Linked DNA regions of Homo sapiens: region 1 is linked to region 2. A link is an interaction called in ENCODE POLR2A ChIA-PET data of the cell type or tissue named here. Cell type or tissue: OCI-LY7. All regions are shown on one strand. Links, peaks and the distances in the headings refer to the core of each region. The heading gives the core; the rest is flanking DNA.

Evidence for each region. ChIA-PET counts read pairs that join two places held together with the same protein. Peaks named below come from ENCODE experiments on the same cell type or tissue, not always from the same donor. Only the 100,000 strongest peaks of a DNase experiment are listed, where the experiment ranks them.
Region 1: POLR2A ChIA-PET joins it to region 2 with 6 read pairs; 2 of 35 experiments call an interaction of 5 or more read pairs at or near these places.

What each region holds. Positions count from the first base shown.
Region 1 is chr11:78,527,066-78,535,065 of GRCh38, reverse strand. NARS2 (asparaginyl-tRNA synthetase 2, mitochondrial) reads left to right here. Exons shown (of 14, transcript NM_024678.6): 6 at 6,130-6,224. It overlaps NARS2-AS1 (NARS2 antisense RNA 1), which reads right to left and starts at 1,890. Exons shown (of 4, transcript NR_120566.1): 1 at 1,763-1,890. In OCI-LY7, for the core only: no CTCF peak of the experiment used is centred there; a DNase peak (open chromatin) is centred at 1,575; H3K4me3 peaks cover 1,274 bases; H3K27ac peaks cover 2,030 bases.
Region 2 is chr11:78,378,870-78,396,360 of GRCh38, reverse strand. All of the region lies in intron 1 of GAB2 (GRB2 associated binding protein 2), which reads left to right. It also overlaps the pseudogene ZNF75CP. Among named protein-coding and RNA genes, the nearest start is that of GAB2, 30 kb to the left of the region's middle. In OCI-LY7, for the core only: no CTCF peak of the experiment used is centred there; no DNase peak of the experiment used is centred there.

The DNA of each region.
Region 1 (8,000 bases), core at 1-8,000, 140 kb before region 2:
ATATAATACTTTTATATGTGAAAGTCTGTGTTTAGGCTTTCAGTTATATCCCACAGGTTTACTTGTGTACCACTAATATACTGTATTAATTTAGAGGCTTTATACTATGTTTTAACGTTTGGTTATTCAAACATTTCTTTTATTGCTGTATTCCTTGGATTACATTATTCCTTAATTCCCAAGGATTAACACAAATGGAGGTTTTTTTCCATGCTCTTTCCATTGAGAAATTTGTGTCCTCGCTCAGATTTAGGTATCTCCCATATTTCCAGGTCCTACTTCAATTCGTTTTTCAATTGAAGAAATATTTACTGAGTAACTGCTATTCCCAGGTAATAGGCTAGATGCAGGATCCAGTAATAAGAGAGACCGTGTCCCTTAGGAGCCCCAATATTTCTTAATTTGATGAGATAACACTGTGAAACAAAAGGTATTTAGTATGAATCTTTGATCTTAAGAGGTTTGAGAATTTGTGAATGTATCTGGAGGAGGTTACACTGACAAAGTTCTGATTTATTCACTCATTATCAGTCAGTCAGCAGCCTAAAGGAACTTACAGAACATTCCCCATGTTTCTTACTTTTTAGGTGTACCAACATTCCAAGAAATTCTGGCTCATAGATTCCTAAAAAAAATAACTGCTACTCAGTGTAATGGCTGAAGGTAGTAGTGTATGAACCATGTGATCCGTAGAAAATGATGCACAAAGCACACTAAAAAGCCAGTCAGTACCACTATGTACCTATTGAGCGGCCAACATCCATAACACTGACAACACCAAATGCTGACAAGGATGTGGAGCAGCAGATTTAACAGCCACTTTGCAGTATAGTTTGGCAGTTTCTTGCAAAACTAGATATACTCCAACCATAAGAACCAGCAGTTCTGCTCCTTGGTATTTACCCAAAGGAGTGGAAAACTTATATCCACACAAAAACGTGCACATGGATGTTTACAAAGCAGCTTTATTCATAATTGCCAAAACTTGGAAGCAACCAAGATGCCTTTTATTAGGTAAATGGAGAAATAAACTGTATCTGTTACATCCAGACAGTAAAATATTATTCAGCACTGAAAAAAAATGAGCTATCAAGCTATGAAAATACCTGGAGAAACTTTAAATGCAAATTACTAAGTCAAAGAGACCAATCTGAAAAGGCTACATATTGTATGATTTAAACTGTGTGACATTCTGGAAAAGACAAAACTATGGAGAAAGTAAAAAGATCATGGTTTCCAGGGGTTAGGGGAAAGGGAGGGATAACTAGGTGGAGCACATATTTTTAGGGCAGTGAAACTATTCTGTATGATACTGTAGTGGTGGATACATGTCAGTATGTATTTGTCCAAATCCTGTGGGACTGTTACATGTTATGAGTGATATGCTCTGACACTCCTGGGAGACTCCTTGGTTGCCTAAGGTGCCTTTCAGCCAGGAGGTACAGTTCCCCTTGTCTTTGGGACTTTTCTTGTGCTCATAAAGTCTTTTATAAACTTTGGTCACTCAAAAGGAAATTTTAAATGTGCCAAATTGAATGGAGCTTTAGATCTGGCCAGTTTAAGAAAATTTGCCTAAGCTGTAGACATTCACTTCCTCTTTTCAAAGAGAAACTGCTTTCTCCATGATAAAATTTCAAATGAGAGAAAAGGTTACAAACTGTAGTGAATAAGACAAGCAAGACTTTTTAATCTCAGAGAAAAGTGAAAAAATCACAAATATACACAAATAATGGAATAAGAGAATAACAAACTAAACGCCTACCTTAAAGTAGTGCTTCAATTCCAGTCTCATCAGTTGTTGAATCAGGTTCCATAAAGTCTGAATCTCAGTCAAGCCAGGGAGATTCAACCTTGAGAGTAGTCTGACCAAGGGCTTCTGCAGTCTTCAGCGAGGTCAGTTGGATGCAACGGTCCATGCTGGTGCTGGGGCTCCAGCTGTTGGCAAAACAGCAGGAGTCAATGAAGGCCTAATTTGGGTCCCATCTGGTTCACCAAAATGTCACCCTGAAATAATCAAGAGGCCCAGAATCCAATTTTAAAAGAGTTTGTTCAAGTGCAAAATTTGAGACTGGCCACCCAGAAAAAACAAGACTCCAGAGTAGTTGGGTCATTGCTGAGAAGTGGAGAAGCTGAGGCTTCACTTATATAAGTAGAAGCAAAGAAGTTTACAAGTATTACCACATTTTTAATACAATGCTGATTTATGAGTTACAGCAGTTTGATTGGTTACAGCTTATTCTTTTTCAGGAAAGATATATTTAAAATTGCATCCCTATCAATTTGGTAGTCATGGGGCCTTTCGCCATCTGGTCTGAGCTGGGTACATGAAAAAGGAAGGATGTTAATCTATAACAAAGAATTAGTAACTAAGAGGTAAGGGGCACCATTTAATCTTTCACAACGTTTTACAGGGCAAGAAAAATAAGAAAGAAGGTTAATCTGTAATAGGAAGAAACAAAAGTTGTAGTGACTTGCCCGTATGAGCTAGGTCTTACAATCAATCACATTTTATTCAAGGCTCAGAGTAATTTAAAGTTTCAGCAGCTTTCATTTAAATTATTTTCACATTAGCCATTTGAGTCTTCATTTCTGTATATCTTCTTTCTCATTTGGGGAGCAGATTATTTTCTCTTTTTTTGTTTTCTTGGCAGGAGTTCCTTATATATTCTGTCCATTAATCACTTGGCGGTTTTAGATGTTGCAAATATTTCATTCATAATCTGTCATTTGTCTGTTAACTTTGCCTATATCTTCCTTTATTAAATAGAAATTCTTAATTTTAACATATATAAATTCATCAGTTTTTCCTTTTATCGTTGGCAATTTGGAGCTTTTGTTAAAGAAATCCTTCCCCACTGATAAAGTCACAAAGTTGGGTGTTTAATTCATATATTGTATTGTTTCTTTATCACTACCATAAGTACGTAAGATTACAAATTTAAGATTACAATCCTAAATCTTAAATTTGCAATCCTAGGTTGGTAGTTTTTGAAGCTACTAAGATTCAATAATTACTTTCAAGAATTGAGGTGAAATTTATGTCATAAAATTAAGCATTTTAAAAGGTACATTTCAGTGGCATTTAGTACATTCATAGTATTTTACAACTGCCACCTCTGTTAAGTTCCAAACATTTTTACCACCCCAGAAGAAAACCCTGTGCCCATTTAGTAGTTACATCCCATTTTCCCCTCTACACAAACCATGACTCTCATCCATCTGTCTCTATGGATTTACCTATTCTGTATGTTTCATATAAATGTAATCATACATAGCCTTTTAAGTCTGTCTTCTTTCACTTAGCATGTTTTCATTGTTCATCTATGTTTTAACATACATAAGTACATGCTAAAACATTTAATTTTAATATATAGGTATATACATTCCTTATGGCTGAATGATATTCCATTCTATGTATATATCATATTTTGTTTATTCATTTTTCCATTGATGGATATTTAGGTGGTTTTACCTTTTGGCTGTTGTGAATGGTGCTATTTTGAACAGTTGTGTGCAAGTGTTTGTTTATGTACCTCATTTTAATTCTTTTTGGTATGTACCTAGGAATGGAATTACTGTGCCATTTAGTAACTCAATTTTAACTTTTTAAGGAACCACCAAACTTTTTTCCCTAGTAACCGCAACCCCTTATTGTACATTTCTAGTTTCGTTCCATAGTTATCAAAGAAGATACCTTGTGTGATTTTAGTTTTTTAAGATTTATTGAGACTGTTTTATGGCCTATTATATGGTCTACTCTGGAGAATGGTCCCTGTGCACTTGAAAAAAACGTATATTCTGCTGCTGTTGGGTGGAGTCTACCATTTTTAATTTGCCTTTTTTTTGGCTCAGCATTTGCTTGATTGCTATAAACCTTTAACTCTCTTCGAGAGTTCCCACAATTGATTCTGACAGTTTTGTTCATTTTTTTTCTTTTATTTTTCTGTGGCAGGACAGTCCTTTGGAGCTACCTATCCTGCCATATTTGCTGATATCACTTTTTGTAATTACTTTTTACAACCAATATTTTATATACCCTCTTTAATATTCTGAGATAAAATATATAGGTGATAATACAAAGGGAAGTTTAAAAAATCAGTATAATACTTTAATTGTAATATAAAAGAAAAGTAATTTATAGTAAGGTAGTATCAGTTTGTTACGTAAACGCTAACATGACATTGGAAAGCATAATGAAGTAGTGGTATGTTTTAAATAAGTTGAATTAAAGAAATGTAAGAAAAATCAGAAATCATTCTGTACAAGTGCTGATAAATGAAAATCTAAAATCTAGTCATAGGCCGGGCACGGTGGCTCATGCCTGTAATCTCAGCACTTTGGGAGGCTGAGGCCGGCAGATCACTTGAGGTCAGGAGACCATCCTGGCCAACATGGTGAAACCCCATCTCTACTAAAAATACAAAAATTAGCTGGGCATGTTGGCCAATGCCTGTAATCCCAGCTACTGGCAGGCTGAGGCAGGAGAATCACTTGAACCTGGGAGGTGGAGGTTGCAGTGAGTCAAGATCGCGCCACTGCACTTCAGCCTGGGCGACAGTGTGAGACTCTGTCTCAAAAATAAATAAATAAATCTTATTATTAAGACCAGACTTTTTTTTTATATAAATACAAGAAATGAGAGAAACCATCTGAAGTGAAGTTAAATTAGTACAAATTATAGACTAAAGTGGTGAAGGAAAGGAGAAAGTATGGTAGTCTTATAAATTTGTTGGACCTCATTTCGGAAAGCAATTCTTTAGTAAATAATGAAGAAATATCAGAGAACAGATCTTTTATTTTAAAATCTTAACATATATCAGATCAAGTATTTAGTCTTGAGTACTAAATATCTTTGGAAGCAATACCCTTTCATTGATAATGAGATTTAAAGATGGACTTTTTCATAAAAAAGGCATTCATCGATCTCTGACTAGTATCAAAGTAAGTTTGAAAAAAAAAGGCAGTTATTATAAAAATAAAAGATTCAACTGATAATTTTTACAGTACATTTTTTATTTATCCACAGATACCGATACATGATATGCAGTATTTTTAGAACAACCAATGAAATTAAATAACTTTATTTCCTGTGTTGCCATAATTTAATATTTGGTACTAAGCCTGTTAAAAGAGTCTTACATTCTCCATTACATATTTTAAATTGGCTATATTGCTTTTACAGTGACTACACCTTTACACTAAAACATTTTCAAATAAGTGCACAGTTTAAAATACAAGAAGCTGGGCTCAGGGACTCATGCCTATAAATCCCAGCACTTTGGGAGGCTGAAGTGGGAGGATTTCTTGATCCCAGAAGATCAAGACCAGCCTGGGCAACATAATGAGACCCTGTGTTTAAATCAACAAAAACAAGTGTAACTTTCTTCCCCAGAAAAGGATATGATACTCATAACTTGATTCAGAAGCTTTCTTTATTATACTGTTTGTGTTTAGCCTCCAGGTAGTTTGTTTTAGCTTAACTCTTAACAAATGTTGAATGGCTTGTTTCCTACTCATTTCAGATGGAATAATCACCCTTTCTATATTGTAAGTTCATAAAGGTTTTGTTGCTCAGTGTATCTTTTAAAGATAGAGTCATGCTTTTCCTGCTACCTAGTTATGGTGACAATTAAATGAAATACTGTTTTTGAAAGTTCATAATGTGTTTATAAAAATCTGTGTTAAAAGCATTACTATTAATATTTTAATAATAAATATGACCTCGCATGTTCCAGAGGCTATTCTCTTGAGATAATTAAGTCTCAATCATAAGTCAACCTTTTGAGGTTATGTAATTCTTCACATTAAAAATTAATTCATAATTTCTTGCCTTAGATTGCCTCTTAATCAGAATCACTTTTTAGGGGGAAGTATATTTTGTGACAAAGGTACTTTGGTCCTTTGGTTATTGTATGTTTTGAAAATATGGAACAAACTTCCTTGCCTTTATTAGCACTTTCCAAGCTGGCGTTTTGTCTTAGATGTGTAACTACCTTTATTTTCCTGAGAACAACCTGCCTTCACATAGATTTAATTGCATTGTGATTTTTAGTTGTGACATGTATATGAATGTGAAATGCAAAGCAAAACATTTAATAGTTTTTTGTGGCTTATGTTTTTGATTTGCAGCCTTCAGGCAAACTTAAGGTACCTGAGGAGAATTTCTTCAATGTTCCTGCTTTCTTAACTGTCTCAGGACAACTTCATCTAGAAGTGATGTCAGGGTATGAAATTTTCCTTTCTCTTTTGCTTTGATATATTATGGTTTGGTTGAGAGTGCTTCCCTTCCCATGCTCAAACCTAAAAGTTGAAATTAGTCTTTATCATTAGTTCACTTGAATTTTCCAAAATATTTAAGCTTCTTACTTGTAGTACAGACTTTTGTTTTTAGTGAAAAATGTAACACTGAAAATACAAAGTTGTCATTTTTTTCTTTTTACTAATTTTTCTTGCTTGAATCCCAAACATGTAATCAGAATTTATTTAAATTAATCATATTTATGGAAGTAAAGGCAATTTATAGTTTATACCTGAACCGGGTATTAGTCTATTTCATTTTAAAGAGAGTAGTATTTGAAACAGACGGAATAATTTTTTTTTCAGTAATTGGTTTAAATAAAATTAACTCATACCTACATTTTGAGAGGTGTACAGCAAATTACATCTTTTAAGTCAGATCAAATGAATTTTAGCAACTGTCAGACCTCTGGAAAGTCACTGTATTCCTTGGGGCCTACCTTTTCTTTAAAACGGGATTGAGAAAGAAGACCTTTAAAATCCTGTCTAAATCTTATATTCTGTAATTCTGTGGGTAATTCCCATTTATTTTTATTTTTTTTAGAGGTGGGATCTCGCTTATTGCCCAGGCTGGAGTGTAGTTGCACAGTCATAGCTCACAAACTCCTGGGCTCAAGTGATTCTCCTGCCTCAGCCTTCTGAGTAGCTGGGACTACAGGTATATACCACCAAACCTGGCTAATTGTTTGTAGAGATGGGGTCTTGCTATGTACCAAGGCTGATCTCAAACTCTAGGCTCAAGTGATCTTCCTGCCTTAGGCCTCCCAAGTAACTGGAACTCAAGGCATGTGCCAGCACACTTAGCTAATTTTTAAAATTTTTTGTAGAGGTGGGTTCTCACCATGTGTCCTAGGCTGGTCTCAAACTCTTGACTCAAGTGGTTCTTCCGCCTCAGCCTCCCAAAGCACTGGGATTACAAGCAGGAGCCACTGAGCCTGGCCTCTGGGGGTAATTTGTTAATGCAGACTCATCAAGTACTGAGTTTTCTTTATGTATCTTTTTCTTTAAATATTTTCTCATTATAGAGATTAGGACTTAAAAAAATCTTTTCTGGAAATAGCTCACTTGAAAGGAAGGGAATCTTTTGGTGTTTTCCATTGTTTTAAAAATGCACAGATGAGAAAACTCAAGGAAAATGTAATAGAATAGTTTGCATATTTACTTTTGTACTTTGCTAGAAGAATGGAAAGTCAGTGGTGGAATAAAGATGGTCTTGAAAGTAACATGTTCTTTTCTGATTTATCTTTGAAACAAAAATATGTTATTTGATAGTTCCAATAACCAAATGACTGGCAATATTAGCAGAATACTATGCAGAAAAAGTGTCATAATAACATGGTGAGATTATAGGATTTGCAGATCTGGATGTAGGAAAGGCCGTGTCAAGCCTGTCATGGAATGTTCTTATGCCTACGGAATTATAATTTAAAAAAATTAAAAACATGACTCATTCAAATACAAAATGAATTTGTATCAAAGTTTTCATTCAGTTGATTATATTACAGAGGAAACAAGTAAAATAGAAAACTGTTTCAAAGAGCATCTGAAGACCTCTGTATTTATAGACATTTTAATAGTTGGAATAAGAGTGCTAGGTCAGTTATAAACTGGTTAATGTCCTACAGGACCAACACACCCTAAACTTTGGGATTATCTCTTCTACCTGGTAGAGTTATTTGCAACTCTGCTGGGAAAGATCTGTA
Region 2 (17,491 bases), core at 4,964-12,963:
TCAGAATCCATATAATTCACGTTAACAACAGTAGATATTTTGCTGAAACTAAATTGGTGATTCAGATGTGAATATAGCACTTCTTTGATGCCTGTCTGTCCTGTGTCCCATACTTTTTTCCTACCACATTTCTTTGTTTGAACTACGGTGAAACTTTGCTTTGTGTAGCAAGGCATTGGCTTTTAATTGGTATGACCACATTATTTATAAGCTGTCACCTCTGTCCTTTCTGATTAGTCATTAGTATATGAAAATTAAGGAACTTACTACTTGATATCTGTAAGATTTTAAATGCAAATGCTGGCAATCAAGGATCAGCATTCACCTGCAAGATGATTCAGGTAGTCGATACTATGCTTATATTTTTTAAGAAGATAATGCTTGAGTTGAAAACTCAAGATTGAAAAAAGAAATGTGTACTGGCTTTGCAGATCCCTAAGGATATGTTGGATGCTATTTTGAAAAATCCTCATGTAATCATAAAAAGCATGAGCTCTGAGGTTAGTCCTGGATTGGAATCCAAACTAAACCTCCCATATGCTTTGTGGGTGTGGGCAAGTTTCTTAATCTTTCTGAGCTTTAATCTCCTAGTCTGTAAAATAGAGATAATGGCAACCTTAGCCTGTTAATTGAATAGTTTTCGCTTAGAGGGGTGCAAACATGAACAATTGTGTTTTTCTCCAGTCAGAACTCCCAACTGCTCTGTCCAAATCTCCCTTCTCCTCTCAAGGACAGATGATACCTTAGGCAGAGTTCACAACCTCCTGGTCACACTGGGTTACTGAAAGTTGACCATTTGAAAAGTTCAGTATATCTAATTGAAAGGTTTACTTACTCCTGTTACTCTAACCAGGCTTGTGGCTATTGGGATATGAAGTGGGAAAAGGTAGACTTGGTTGGTTTGTTTTTGAGATGGAGACTTGCTGTTGCCCGGGCTGGAATGCAGTGGCATGATCTGAGCTCACTGCAACCTCTGCCCCCTGGGTTCAAGTGATTCCCCTGCCTCAGCCTTCTTTGTAGCTGTGATTACAGGCATGTGCCACCACACACAGCTAATTTTTGTACTTTTAGTAGAGACACGGTTTCACCGTGTTGGCCAGGATGGTCTCGAACTTCTGACCTGATGTGATCCGCCTGCCTTGGCCTCCCAAAGTGCTGGGATTACAGGCGTGAGCCGCCGCGCCTGGCCTGGTTGATTTTTTTTACTCCTCTTCCCCATTCTTCACCTTGGAGAGTGTAGGGGTGGGAGGAGATACAGTCTCTCTCTGATATTTCTTCCCTGGCCCTTCTGGTCTCCAGTCATTCCAGTGCCCAGTTGCCCAGTGTGTAAAATGAGCAAGAGGGCGAGGGACAAGGATACGAGTCTCTTCACTGGCTGCTCTTGAGTCCTCCTAGATGGCATTTACAGGTTGCCTGTCTAGCACTGTCTGTGGGTCCACTCCCCATTGTTGTGAGTTCTTTGGAGGGTGGGCTTCCTCACCGCATGATCTCCAGACCTGGAGAAGAAACTGGTATTTAGTTCTTTTCGTCTCTTTCAGGACATCCTCACTCTTCTCTGGTACCACCTGGCCCTGGTCCACTTGCTTATTGGGCAGCCGTTTTGGGTGGGGAACTGGCAAGAGGGCTTAAGACCAGCAATTTCTATGGACTGTATGACCCAGGGAAGACATATCTGTGCCAAACAGTGGGGTAACAGCAGTGCTGCTCCTTCTTGCTCAGTTTCTCCTTCCTCTGTCCAGATTGGTGCAGGCCAAATCTGTAAGTCGACTGCCTGATCAGATATTCACAAGACATTACACTTTTTAAAAGTTATTACCCCAAACCTTTTCTTTTCTTTTTTCTTTTTTGGTACCCCTAGTCTCTGTAACTGATGATCTTGGAGCCCACCGTGGGGTAGGGAGAGGACCACCCCAAAATACAGCACATTATAGTAGGTCAGGGAATCCAAGATTTCCCCTCTTATCTCTGCTCTTCTTTTGTGGACTGTGGAGGGAGAGGGACAGTGCAGGAGCACATGGTTGGGGTAGAAGATCTCATAGTATAGCTTCTTTTTTGTTTTTTGGTGTTTTTTTTGAGATGGAGTCTTGCTCTGTCACCCAGGCTGGAATGCAGTGGCACGATCTCGGCTAACTGCAACCTCCGCCTCCTGGGTTCACGCCATTCTCCTGCCTCAGCCTCCCAAGTAGCTGGGACTAGAGATGCGTGCCACCACGCCCAGCAAATTTTTTATATTTTTAGTAGACATGGGGTTTCACCATGTTGGCCAAGATGGTCTTGATCTCTTGACCTCATGATCTGCCTGCCACGGCCTCCCAAAGTGCTGGGATTACGGGCGTGAGCCACCACGCCTGGCCCATAGTATGGCTTCTTAATAAATTCTTTAATTAGCCTGGCACCAGTTATTGACTGCTGTCTTTACCTTGTGGGGAACTCACCTCCTCTCTGTCTTTAGTTGTGAGTTCTATTTACCAATTGTGGGGCAACTGAAAAAGTCACATTCAACATTCTCTTACATAACTACCTTATGGATTTCTGTGGTATTAAATATGATAATGCCAGGCACATTGTAAACACTCTATAAATAAGTGGTAACTGTTACAATTATTGCAGTGCCAAATTTATTTGATTCTTCTGTTCTTGGATATTTTAGTCCTTAACTATTTTCCGCTATTTTATAATAGATAATGCTGTGATGATCTTTAGAGCAAAGACTTTTATCCTTAGGATGAATTTCTGCAAAAGAGGGTCTGATTCAAAGGGTATAATTATTTGTAAGGCTTTTTGATGCATCATACCAAATTGGCTCTCAGAAAGGATAGTTTTGGCTTCCCTGATTCTTCTTTGATATTAGACATTTTAATTTTTTAATACTTGATAATTTGATAGGTGAAAAAATAGTTGTTTTGATTTGGATTTCTTTGATTGCTACTGAGTTTGAATATATTTTCATGTATTATTGGCTCATATTTTAAATGACTTGTTCAAATGCAAGGTGCTTTTTGATACACTTTATTCGTGTAATTGGGAAAACTGTGTGACTTCAGGCATTGTAATAAGGGAACTTGGAATAACTAGAGCGGGGGAATCTCCAGCAGTAGGGAGGGAAAAGATTGACCTGACCTGATGTTCCTGTTAACTCAGCAGCTCCCTTTTGAGACCTTTGCAGTTGTGATTCCATAGATTTCCCCCAGGCAGCCTTTTGATCTTTACTCAGTTTCAAGGCCTGCCTCAAATGTCACATGGTTTGTGATACTTCCTGATATCCTCCTGAAGGAGATTTATCTTCCCTCAACATCCTGCCTCTCTGCAGCTCCTATGATGTTGCAGCGTGACTGTGTTTTTAGTCTCTTCTCTTAATTATGGGGACTTCTCAAGGATAGTCATCTTTCTTTTCTAACCTGGTGTTTGGCACATAGGTACAGAAGCAAGAGATAAGACGGTGGAAAGTGTTGCAAGAAAGTAGAATAGGGTGATTAACTCCACTTGGAGTGGGGCAGTGTCAGAGGCTGCAGAGAAAATTATAATTGAGCTGGGATGTGAAGAGTGAACAGGAGTTCATCTACAGATGGAAAAGTAACATTTCAAATAATGAGAACAGTTTAAAGGCCTAAAGATGTGAGCTCATGAATGTCGAGGTAAGGTGTGTGGATGGAGAGGGATGAAGAACAAGGTTCAAGTGAGTCTCTCTGTTCTCCCCAGTACCCCCATCTTCATTACCTTTGCCCACCGTGGTCTCTGCTCTGTCCAGAGTATCTTCTCTCTCCCCTGCCTCCTCAGACTCTATCGATCATTCCACAAAGTTACTGAATACCTATTATGTACTTGCATCAAGAGAAAGAGGCAAAAATGGGTTCATGGACAACTTGGAATGGCATCATAGGAATGTTAGCCCCATCCTGAAAAGCCAAGCAGAGTAGTGCCTTACCCATATTCCTTTTCGACTGCACTGATTGTTCCTAACAACTGAAATGTTTTCTATTGTAGCATCTGTAGATAAAATAGATAACAATCAAAAGAGTTACAGTTTATTTAGTCCCTTGTGATGGGACAGTGGTTTCTTTCTAACTAGGCTTAGGCAAAGAAAATACAGTTTTCTTCTTCTTCTTCTTTTTTTTTTTTGTTCGAGAAGGAGTCTTGCTCTGTCACCCAGGCTATGGTGCAGTGGCAGAATCTCAGCTCACTGCAACCTCTGCCTCCTGGGTTCAAGCAATTCTCCTACCTCAGCCTCCTGAGTAGCTGGGATTACAGGTGCGCACCACCACGCTCAGCTAATTTTTTGTATTTTTAGTAGAGACAGGGTTTCACCATGTTAGCCAGGCTGGTCTCACTCCTGACTTCGTGATCCGCCCACCTCGGCCTCCTAAAGTGCTGGAATTACAGGCATGAGCTACTGCACCCAGGCAGTTTTCATATTTTCTATAGCTGTCTGCTTCTCTGTCAGTTTCCATCTTTGTTCCAGTTTCTTTGGCTTCACGATACATCTTTGGTCATGATTAAAGCATGCCCAAAAGTTAATGCCATAAGGTAACCATTTTATTTTACTCACAGATTGTGTGGGTCAGGAATTCAGAGAGGGCATGGCAGGAACTTGATTCTGCTCCCCAATATCTGGGGCCCCAACTGGGAAGGCTTGAATGGCTCAGAGTGACTTGACTGCTAGGAACTGGAATCCTCCGAAAGCATCACTTACATACCTGTCACCAGGGCTGGGATGACTCAAAGGCTCTGCTCAGCTGCAGTTGTTGATGAGAGCACCTACCAGTGGCCTTTACATGGAGCCCAGGCTTCCTCTCATGGCAGTCTCTAAGCAATCAGACTGCTTACATGGTGCTTAAGGGCTCCAAGAGTGAATGTCTTAGTGGCCAAGATGAAGATGTCATGGCCTTTTTTAGTGACCTAGCCTTAGAAGTCACATAGTGTTACTTTGGCCATACTTCATTGATTGAAGGAGTCACAAGTCCACTCAGATTCATGGAAAGGGAACATAGACTTCCAACCTCTTGGTAGATGGAGTATCAAAGAATTTGTGGTCATTTTAATTTTTATTTTATTTATTTATTTTTTAATTTAGAGACAGGGTCTCTGTCACCCAGGCTGTTGTGCAGTGGTATGATCTCGTCTCATTGCAGCCTCAACCTCCCGGGCTCAAGCGATTCTCCCAACTCAGCCTCCTGGACAGCTGGGACCACAGGTGCATGGCACCACATCCAGCTAATTTTTCTGTATTTTGTAGAGATGGTGTTGCACTATTTTGCCCAGGCTGGCCATTTTTTAAAACTGCCACAATAACATTTATTTTTCAGGATAAAGTCTCCTTTGAATCTTTTCAAAGGTCAGCTTCCTAATCAGGGCTCTTTGAGTAAATACTTCCGCTTTCATAGTACCGCCCACTTCCCTATTTCTGCTGGAAATCTTACTTGGTCAAGGCAGGGATTTCATCTGCGTTATTGATCTCCAGATCCTCATCAATCTAGAACAGTGTCTGGCAAACCGTTGATGTTTAATACATATCACGGATTATGTAATGCTTACTATGTATCTGTGTGAGAGAGAAGAGGATATCTACATTGGTATCTGTGGAATTTTCTACTTCAGTGTCTAATTTCTGATGTATTCCTGAGTCACCTGTTGAGACTTATTCTGTCTTTCGGAGTGATGTGCATGAACCCATTATTGGAGGAGATCGCGGTATTGGACATCTGTCTCAAAGTCTCTATACACTGAGAACTGCTTGTCCCAACCATAGGCCTCTATAGGTCCACCAGTCTCTTAGCAATTTCTTTATATATATCTATATATGCTGGAGTGCAATGGCACCATCTTGACTTGCTGCAACCTCCGCCTCCCTGGTTCAAGTGATTCTTGTGCATCAGCCTCCCGAGTAGCTAGGATTACAGGCACCTGCCACCATACTCAGCTAATTTTTATTTTCTTTTTTGTAGATACGGGATCTCACTATGTTTCTCAGGCTGGTCTCAAACTCCTGGGCTCAAGTGATCCTCCTGCCTTGGCTTCCCAAAGGAACAAGTCTTTTTATGAGACTGTTTAAGGCCTCTGTATAAGTTGGGTTGACCTAGTGAGAAATCCTTTGTTTATAGCTTGCTGGTGTGGGCTATAAAGCAATAGCCTCGCCAAGCCTGGTTTCATTTATTTCAAACCCTTTGTAAACCAAGGGAACAGATGCAAATTATCTCCTTATTTTCATGAACTTCCATATCAAGGTTTTTTGTTAACTGAATTTGTGATTGGTGAGCTTTGAGCCAGTGAGTACTATTTTCTTTTGTTACTGCACGTGGCGTGTGTAGTGTTAACATAAACTGTACTCTAAAGCTGCCTGGTCCTGAACTACTGAATTTATGTGGTGGTAGATACAAAAGGATCTATATTATGCTGAAAAGAACAAAGTATTATCTTATCCATGTACAAAATTATTATGCAACAAATGCCTAAAATTCCTGCTGTGTGCAAGAACTTCAGCTAGGCATTGCGAGAGAGAAAGGTATAACAAAAGAATGATAGTAAACTGATGATATTGGTAACTTGTGGGGATTTGACTGGCAGGGGTGGTAAAAGGGGCTTCAACTTTATGGTGTCTCAATTCTGTTTTGAAAATAACAGCTTTGTTGGGATGTAATTCACATACCATAAAAGTCACCATTTAAAAGTGTACATATTCAGTGTTTTCAGTATATTTATGCAGTTGTACAGCCATCACCACTATTTTCAGAACATTCTTACCTGAAAAGAAAACCACGGCCGGGCGCGGTGGCTCACGCCTGTAATCCAGCACTTTGGGAAGCCGAGGTGGGTGGATCACCTGAGGTTGGGAGTTCGAGACCAGTCTGACCAACATGGAGAAACCCTGTCTCTATTAAAAATACAAAAAATTAGCTGGGTGTGGTGGCACATGCCTGTAATCCCAGCTACTTGGGAGGCTGAGGCAAAAGAATCACATCAACCCGGGAGGCGGAGGTTGCAGTGAGCCGAGATTGTGCCATTGCACTCCTTCCTGGGCAACGAGCAAAACTCTGTCTCAAAAAAAAAAAAAAGGAAAACCACATGCTTTTCTGTCATTCTCTAAAAGAAAAGGTAGAAAAGGACATGGAGTTGTTCTTCATGTCAATCTCAGATGTTTCTCCCAAAGTAAAATGTCATTTTTCCTGTTGTGATCTCAGAACATGTTGATTGAGACTCTATCTTGGCACTTAATACATTCTGCCAAGAAACTAGGAGCATGAATACCTCTCCTCTGCCAGCTTAGGAGGACCCTGGGAGCAAAGACTAGGTCTTGTGCTAATTTTACCACCTGTTGAGTAAATGCTTAATATGTACTCATTAAATATCAGTTTGAATTCTATTGACATCCTTAGACTTTTCAGGTAGATTTCTAGGAGAAAGATCTTTTCTGACCAATACATCCCTAGTTCATTTCTCCGTTGGGTGGAGTTTCTCATTCTTCTGTTTCTACCCAAAGAAGTATGATTTAAAGTAAGGTAAGGGTTAACTTTCTTTCTCGCTCTAGTTCTCAGTCTCTTTCTCTCTCTTTTTAACAAAACAAAAATAAGCAGGACTGATGGTGGGAATAGAATCATTGCATTTGCTTATTTTGAAGTTATGTTCTCTAAGGATATCCATAGCTCTGAGGGCAAAAGGTTGGTAGAGAACATTTGGATAAAGACAAGAGAAATTATGTTCTGGGACTATATTGTGAGCCCCATCTATAAACAATATGATGCCAGGCACAGTGGCTCACACCTGTAATCCCAGCTTTTTGGGAGGCTGAGGCAGGAGGATCACTTGAGCCCACGAGTTCGAGATCAGCCTAGACAACATAGCAAGACACTGTCTCTACAAAAAATTCTTAAAAATAGCTGGATGTGGTGGCACATCCCTGTAGTCCCAGCTACTCAGGAGGCTGAGGTAGGAGGATTGCCCAAGCCCAGGAAGTTGAGGCTGCAGTGACGTGTGATCATGCCACTGCACTCCACCCTAGACAACAGAGCGAGACCCTGTCGCAAAAAAACAATGTGGAGGCCAGGCACAGTGGCTCATGTTTGTGATCTTAGCACGTTGGGAGGCTGAGGCAGCTGGATCTCTTGAAGTCTGGACTTCAGGACCAGTCTGGCCAACAAGGCAAAAAAACCCCGTCTCTACTGAAAAATAGAAAAATTAGCGGGTGTGGTGGTGCATGCCTATAGTCCCAGCTACTTGGAAGGCTGAGGCACAAGAATCGCTTGAAGCCAGGAAACAGATTGCAGTGGGCCAAGATCGTGCCATGCACTCCAGCCTGGACTCTGTCTAAAAAAAAAAAAAATACGGAGTCATAATTTATTATGCATATTATATACATATTGAGCACTTACTATATAGAGTACTGTCCTGTGCATTTCTTATGTATTAGTTAACCTTCACTTTTATTTTCTCCATTTTGTGGATAAGAAACTAAAGGACAGGGTATTTAGGAAAATTGCAAAAGATGTCTCCATTAGAAAATAAAAGAACCACATTTTGACCCCAAGCAATCTTCCTCTAGTGCCTGGTTGGTGTCTCCATATAAAATAAACTGAATTTGAATCCTGGCTCTACTATTTAGTAGGAATATAGCTTTGGATAAGTCATCTAATCTCTTTGAGCCTCACTTTCTACATGAGGTAGTTGGCAGATTGTGAGTAAAGCTCCTTAGTCCATTGTGATTCCCTTCTGTCATTTATTTGTGGATTTTTCTTGCTAACTCTGTACAGTCTGACAGCAGGATATGTGAGTGATGGCAGATTTCAACTATTTGTTATGTAATGATTAAGCAGTTCTACACATCCTTTTCTATCGTGTTAACAAATTTGTTTCTCAACCCACTGAGAGACCACTGTTACTGTGGACTTAATTCTGACCCATTGGTAGAGATTTTGGTAATATAAACTTGATGAGAACTTGATAACGTGATGGTCAGTTTAGCTTGTTAGCAGTGAAGAGCAAGAACATCGTACCCTAGACTTTAGAAATGCGTATTTCAGAAAGTGTCTGAAAACCTTGACCAATGCTAGTACATCTAGAGAAGATGACAGCCCAAGGGATCATGTGGGAAGCATGCCAGATAAGGAGTAGTTGGAGCCTCAGAGGTCATACAGTGTGAGGAAAAGAAGAGTTTTAAAAAGAAAGAAAAGAAAAAGAAGATATTCCATTGTGGGGGGCTCACACGGAATCTAAAGTAGAAGGACTGCTTCAGCCTAGCAGCTCTAGGCTACAGTGAGCTATGACCTAGCCACTGTACTCCAGCCTGGGTGACAAAGTGAGTCCCCACCTCATTCATTGATTGATTGATTCATTCATTCATTATTTTGGTAACAACGTTTTGTTTAATGTCTAAATCTAACAAAACATGTCATTTTGATTTAAAAGTACAATTTTATGAAATAATAAATATATAGAAGGCTTGGCCAACATTTATAAACCAGATGTAAATCCGTGCCTTCCAACTTCCTTGACATCACATTGTCTCTTCGTAAGAGATAGTCACTTTGGCCAGTAGGGAAGACAGGAAAACCAATAACATGAGTAAACAATTTACATCTTGCCTGGCCCTGACTGCGGTCATTACTCTAAGCCACATGCCTTACTTTGCTCTGACACTTCAGGATGTTCCCTCCTGGTATTAGCTGTGCACCAAGGCTAAGAGGTCACAGGGCCCTCCTTGCCATTCTCAATAAATCAGTTTTGGAAAACCTCCAGGCCTTCTTGCAGAGTATTCAGGCATATAGGGTTGTAGCTGATCAGCCATAAGGACAGGCCTCCCTTTAGGCCCTGCAGCAGTGTAGCACCAGTTTGAAAGCCTCCATCCAGTGCACATAATGAAAGTCAGAAAAAGACCTTCATTACTTATGTGTACTTTCTACAAAGAAACAGATACCTGGATGAGGGCCAAGACTGCCTCCTTCATCATTCCATTTTGTGTTGTCTGTGTTGACAGAGTCAGCAAGAGAAGAGATATCAAGTGCTTGCAGGGTCCCTAGGTCTGTCCTTGTAGCCAGACCTTCCCTTGCTACTTGTAATTCCTTGACAGAAGACATTGTGGTAGTGGGTACTCAGGAAAGAAGCAACTAGAATGGGGCACTTCTCCCAGGGCAAACACTGAATCCTCTTTCTGTTATAAAGTTCCCTGAGTCCTGGGTTTGATTGTTCACATAGATAGAATGATAGCTATTGAAACTGTCCCTAACTTAGTAATTCTCTCTGAACTCCCTTGAGAGGGCCCAGGTACTCTTACCTTCCATCTCTCCTGACAAAGAATAAAGAATGAGTCTAAGAGTCTTGACCATCATATATCTCAGGCACTGACTGGGGATGGGGAAGCTTTGAATAACCAGATACATACGTATAGATAGACAGGTAAAGATATCTCATAGCTACACTTTCATTTTTTTATTAATAAAATACTAATTATGTATCAGTCTTGTGCTAGGCATGAAAGATGCAATGCTGAATAAGACAGGTTAGATAACTTTTGTGAAGCATAATATGTACCCCTCCCAAATGTTCTGTTGATGACAGATTCCTATCATTGGGTGCCTCATAATTTTGTATTCTTTCATCACATCTAAAATCAATCTCTACATGGTAACTTTCCTCAGTTTGGAGACATTGGACATGCTTCCCATCTTCTGTGGAGTTTCTGGTGTCTAAGAAGGCTCAACTGCCTACTAAAGTTTCTCCTGCATATGCTACAAGTATAAGGCTGCTCACCTGTGTGAGTTCTCTGGTATTTAATAAGGTTGGATTTGTGAATGAATATTTTCCCACATTCATGACATTTAAAGGGCTTCTCTCCTGTGTGAATTCTTTGGTGTGTTTGTAGATTTGTGTCATAACTAATGCTTTTCCCATACCATGAGCATCTATATGGGTTTATTCCTTGATGTGTCATGAAGTGCTTATTAAGACCTGAACTCCATCTAAACCTCCTGTCACATTGTTGACATTTATAGAGTTTCTCTTCAGTGTGAATTCTCTGGTGCTTAATAAGATCTGAGCTAACTCTGAAGATTTTCCCACAGTCCTGACATTTAAAAGGTTTCTCTCCTGTGTGGCCTTTCCCGTGAAGATCCATAAGTTTTGGAAGCTCTTGTTTACAAGTTGTAAGTTTCTTTTCTTCCTTGGAAAAGCTTGATGCCATTTCTATACCCTGTGTGTATCACCATGATTTTCCCTGTCCTTTGTTTTCTGGGCAATTTTCATTCTGGTCTTTTTTGATACTTTGTATCCTGCTGTTTGTATTTCAGGTGCAGAAACCGATATTATAGGATAGTCATTTCCATTGTCATTTTTTAGCTTTAACCCTAGAGAGATGGCAGTCTCATAGATATCCTGCATTACATCATTGTAGAGAGTCTTCTCAAGAGGACCTAATAATTGCCATTCTTCCTCAGAGAAGTACACAGCCATGTCTTCAAATGTCAATAAACTCTGGGACTCAGGCCAGATGAGCTTAGGTGCCATCTTCCAGTCTTTGGTGCTTTTGTGCTCAGAAAGGGCTAAAATCTGTTGAACATGCACAGCTCTTTCATATACAGGCTGGGTTTCTTTCTGAGTATTCCAGCCCAGCTGTTCTTGTAGTACCCTGTATGTGTTCCAGTATTCTTTCTAGAACAGACCCATTGGTTCGAGCTCTGCTGGCTTCCACTTGAAGCCTGGGGCCACTGTTGTTCCTCTCAAGAGCACTGCCTCCTCTCCCAGCTCATGGGCTGTGACCTCATTCTTTGTTCCACCAGGTTCTCTCTGCAAGCGTTCCACCAGGACCAGGGCCTGTTTGGCAAGCTGTGGATGATGCTTCTGCACCCAGTTCTGGGTCCCCTTTGGCAGGATGGTCAGGAAGTGCTCTAGTACCAGCATTTCCAAAATGTGCTTTTTTGAGTGGATCTCTGGCCTCAGCCACTGATGGCACAATTTCTGAAGTTGGTTGATAGCCTCAAGCGGTTCAGTTGCTTCATGATAATGGAAGCTCCGGAAGTGCCTGCAAGCACTCCCAGGACTGAGACACTCGATTTGTGTGCTGTATTTCTTACTCTGACTGGAGTTCTCTTTCACAGACCTGTTGGTCTCCCACATAGCTCCCATATGAGAGTTCAAGCATGCATCTGCCTTCAGCTCTCTCATTATCATTTGCTCTAGGAAGAGTTTTACTCCTGTGTGTGACATTCACACCCATCTGGTGCCACCTTTGAGGTGCATCAGGTTTGGTACATTTTGGTACAAAATGAGAGTGCAGGTTTGGTACAAAATCAATGAATAGATCTTCCCAAGAACACTTCAGTCAGCTCTGGCTTCCCTGGAGGCCCCTTTCCTCTTTCTTTGCTCAACTATGCCTCTGTCGCCACGCTGCTGCTCTGGGCAGTGAAGCTCTCTGCTCCTGCACCACTGAAAAGCAATGTCAGGAAAGCCAGCAATGTCACGAAAGCCCGCAATGCCTGGCGAGTAAAGTTCCAAGATTTTGGGAGCCTTGGAAAGGGCCTTGGAAGATCATTTCTCCCATTCAATCCCTCCACCTCCCAGAGACCTTACCCTGACTCACTACTCCTGGGACGAGGTCTGTGGCCATTCATTTAATTAATTGAGACACGGTCTGGCTCTGTTGCCCAGACTGGAGTGCAGGGGCATGATCTCAGCTTACTGCAACCTCTGCCTCCTGGGCTGAAGCCATCCTCCCACCTCAGCCTCTCGAGTAGCTGGCATTACAGGCGCACACCACCACACCTGGCTAATTTTTGTATTTTTTTTTTTTTTTTTTTGGAGAGACAGGGTTTTGCCATGTTGCCCAGGCTGGTCTCAAACTCCTGGGCTCAAATGATTTTGTCCACCTCGCCTCCCAAAGTATTAGGATTACATACGTGAGCCACCACACACGGCTGAGACCCCACGTCTTAAAAAAAAAGAAAAAGACATTGTCGTAGCTATGCCATTCCTTGTGTTTCAGTGTTTGAATTAATGAATTTTTTATCTTATGCCTACTTTTCATGGAAATGGTAGTATTCTCTACTTGCCAGTCATGACTTGCAGCCTTTTCTGGAAGATTATTTCATTTCTGTTTTTTCTTTTTTGAGACGGAGTTTTGCTCTTGTTGCCCAGTCTGGAGTGCAATGGCATGGTCTCAGCTCACTGCAACCTCTGCCTCCCAGGTTCAAGCGATTCTTCTGCCTCAGCCTCCCAAGTAGCTGGGACTACAGGCATGTGCCACCATGCCCAGCTAATTTTGTGTTACTGGTAGAGACAAGGTTTTGCCATGTTGGTCAGGCTCGTCTTGAATTCCTGACCTCAGGTGATCCACCTGCCTTGGCCTCCCAAAGTGCCAGGATTACAGGCGTGAGCCACCACACCCGGCTGGAAGACTGTTTCTAAAGTCAGACAAAGGATAGACTAAATGTGTTTTCTGAGAAACGTTAGTCTAGGGAATCTGAGAGGCCAGAACCTCTATCATGAGTAAAAGAATCATGGCTCATAATCTCTAGTTTTCATCTCATACTGTTGACTTCTAATCGAGTTCCTTGTTTTAGTAACAAATAAAATAAATGTTTTCTGCTCTCAAATCTACAGGGACTTTATTAAAATTGGAGGAACAACATTTGACAGTCTTTTGAACGTTTAGAAAAATAGGATTTATTGTGGCTAAGTCTAAAAGGTCTCATGATTACAATTGACTGAAAAGGAAGGAATGCATTGCTTTCCATGCGTGGTGACTTAATTTTATGTGCAGTACTATGCAATACACAGAGACTTACCTAACTGCTGTTCTTGGAGGGTCTATTAGGCATTAAAGTGTAAGTATCCCTATTGTTATTTACACTAGGAAAAAAAGCATACCTCAGGTCTTTGAGAATCCAGGAAAGCTTTGTTTTAGAATATTGCTCCAGCACTTGCAGTGAGCCGAGATCCCGCCACTGCACTCCAGCCTGGGCGACAGAGCGAGACTCTGTCTCAAAAAAAAAAAAATAATAATAAAAAAAAGAATATTGCTCCAGCAGAAGGGGGGGCCAAGGAATTGTAGGCTTTTATTGAGTGCCTACAGGATGCCTCTCACTGGGGATGTAAATGATACAGTCCTTGGCCTTCAGGAGCCAGGTGTAGAAGGAAATCAATCAACGGTTAACTGAGAGCCACTGAGATGCTGCAATTCCGACATAAACAAAGTGCCATGAGAGCACAGAGGAGGGTACAGCTAATTGATTGGGAATATTCAGAGAAGGCTTCAGGGCTTGGTTCCATCAGCCAGGTCTGGAGGGATCAGTAAAACTTGGACTAGAAGAAGAGAACAAAGGTCTTTTAGCCAAAGGGAACAACTTGTAAAACTTGTTACTGACACGCTGGAATGATGAGAATGGAGCTGATATATGAGAAGTGGTGGGATTAGCATGGCCAAGTTATGAAGATTCTCATATGCTAAGGAGTTAGAGCTCTTATTCTTTAAGCAGCAAGGAACTGCGAAGTTAAGTGTGTAGGTTTTAATGGCCTGACCTCACATATGTGATACAGCCACCTCTGGTTCTCTGATTAAATAATTTGAGAAACAATCCATACTATATTTCTTTTTCATGGTGACTCTATATGTACATAACTACATTGGAGGCTCTGAAATGATAAACTCATTTAATGTGCTTAACACAGGGTCAAATGTGCTCAAACATGGAACCTTTTTTTTTTTATCTATTTACCTTTTAGTTTTTAGTAACATGTTTAGGAGATCTGATATAGGGAAAGGAGGAAGAGGGAGAAACAGGCTTCTAGGGAAATAAAAGAAGAACCTTTTTTACCAGTCTAGCAGTATTTGGCTGTAGCAGGTGGGAGGAGGAAGAGCCATTTCTTAAATCTAAAGACAGCTCTGTACTGGGAGTGAGGAGGTCTAAGTTCTTACTCTGCCTTAGCTGTTAAATAAGCTGTGTGCCCTTGGCTAGTTCACTACTTTTTTGAGACTCATCTCTCAAGACACAGATAAATACTGCTTGACCACAGGTTAGTTGGAGTCTGTGTTAAGTGCTTTATATGTATTAGCTCATTAAATCCTCAAATCAAACCTAAAGTTAGATTCCCATTTCAAAGATAAGAAAAGTGAGGAATTGAGAGATTAAAGAAGCTATTCAAGACCACCTTCTAGTAAATGAGATGGATGGGAGATGGGACATTTTCAGTGGAAGAAACAACTTAAAGGCACAGAAGTGAAAAGGAGCAGGTGATCTTCAAGGAATAATGTGTATAATTTGGTATTGTCAACCTTAAATAGTGAGATTCAGAAAATACGATTAAGTAGAGTCTATTTGAGTACAAAGCTTAAGTATGGCCACCTGGGAGACACTGACTCCAAATGAATGGGGTCAGAGTTTCAAAGTAGAGAAGATAAGGTTTCACTTACATAGGCAGAGACACAGAAATTTTAACAGGATTACAACATTTCCCATACAAGACCAGTGCATACGTTACAGTGATTTGACTGGTTACAGATTCCTACATTCCAAGGAAGATTACTCCATGAGGAGGGACAACGTTCTGAGATGGTCTTATCTCTGGCGCCATTTGGTCTTAATTACGGGGTGGGGGGTTTGGGGGTGGGGAATGGGGGCAGAAGTTGCAGCTGCATGACATGTGACTCAGGCTGCATAGCCACATTCCTCCCAAGGCTCCGAATAATTTAAAGTTCCAATAGCTTTCAGTTTGAATTATTTAATTTCACAGTGTGTAGTGGACTTGGAAGTGTGATAGGAGACAAGAGTGGAAAATGTAGATTTAGGCAATGTTATAGAGGCCTTTGAATGCTGTGTTTTATTTGCATTTTATTCTACAGCTATTAGGGAGTCTTTGTCATCCCAATTTTCAAATGAGGCCTTAGAAATGTTCTCATTCCTGTAATCCCAGCACTTTGGGAGGCCGAGGCAGGCGGATCACGCGGTCAAGAGATTGAGACCATCCTGGCCAACGTGGTGAAACCCCTGTCTCTACTAAAAATACAAAAATTAGCTGGGCATGGTGGCACGCACCTGTAGTCCCAGCTACTTGGGAGGCTGAGGCAGAATCACTTGAACCCGGGAGGCGGAGGTTGCAGTGAGCTGAGATCACACCACTGCATTTCAGCCTGGCGACAGAGCGAGACTTCGTCTCAAAAAAAAAAAAAGTTCTCATTCAATGTCATTCACAATTATTTTATATTCCACTAAGCAGGGGAATAAATACCTTATTGAAAGAGTGCTTGTAGACTTATGCGGACATGGATTTATAGTCCGGCACTCTCTTGCATACACAAAAAAGAAAAGTATAAATGAAACATTGGTAAAGAAATTTCTAAAACTACTTCATAATCAATTCTAGCTTTCAATCACTTTTTAATTCATTGTCCATATTTGCCTACATAATAACTGCCCTGCATGCCATCAAGAGTATTGATGGTGCAACATTTCTTAAAAATGATTCAACATTGTCTTCAAATTTTTCTTTCAGGTTACTGACACGTATTTTGCAAGTTTCAACTTTGGCACTTTCTTGGTCTTACTAGAAGATCTTAGCAAAAAGTCTCACAACTACTGAAATTCATGTTTCTCCTTAAAATGGCCCTTGATTTATTTGTTCAGGGTTGTATTTGTTCAGTCACAATGACAGACATGACAACCAAGTACACTCTTGTGCAGGCAATGACAGCTGTGTCCTGACTGCAGCTTAACTGTAAGACACTCTCAACAGTAGGAAACATTCTGATTTTGATGTTAAAATAGAACTGAATTTGAATTAATGAAATATAGTAGCTTGTTGAAAATCATAGGATGGTGAAGGTATCAGGACCCATTTGCTCACTGTTATCAGTCCAGCCAGTAGGAAATCTGTCTTGTCGGTCAACTGTGTGAGAAAACCCTTTCCTAAAAAGAAGCTTTACCTTATCTATTTCCCTGTTATTTTGAATTTACACTTACTAAGGAGGAAACCAAGGCAAGAAAGACAGCCAAGGACATTTTAATTGACTCAAGAGATACTTACTTTTAACCAAGTCTTTTATGTTCTGGAAAGTGCCTTGAGATCTTTTAATAATCTTGCCAAATCAGCATTTCAATTTGGTACTCAGGATGAGTGATTAGAAGTCATGACAAATCAGCTAGCTTCTCTGTGGAGAATAGCTGAAGCCTCTGGAGAACCACAGTCTTAAATTAGTCTGAAGAAGCGTGAGGTCACAACAGGAAGTAATGTGAACAGGAGGAGTTACTGATCAGATGGTTCAGAGAGCTGGATGATCTTAATAACTTGATTCCAATTTTCCTTGTATGTAACGAACACTTATTGATTGCTTCTCTTAAATTCATCTCCTTTCTCCTTCCTTGCAACACCTTAATTTGTGTTCAGACATCTGTGTGATTCTGGGGAAGCTGGCTCCATCTATCCTAAGCTTCAGGTTTGGCTAGTTAGCACATTGCATTCCCTCAGCCACCATGATTATTTTGGATTGGGCATGTGATCTAAGCAGGTATAGTCT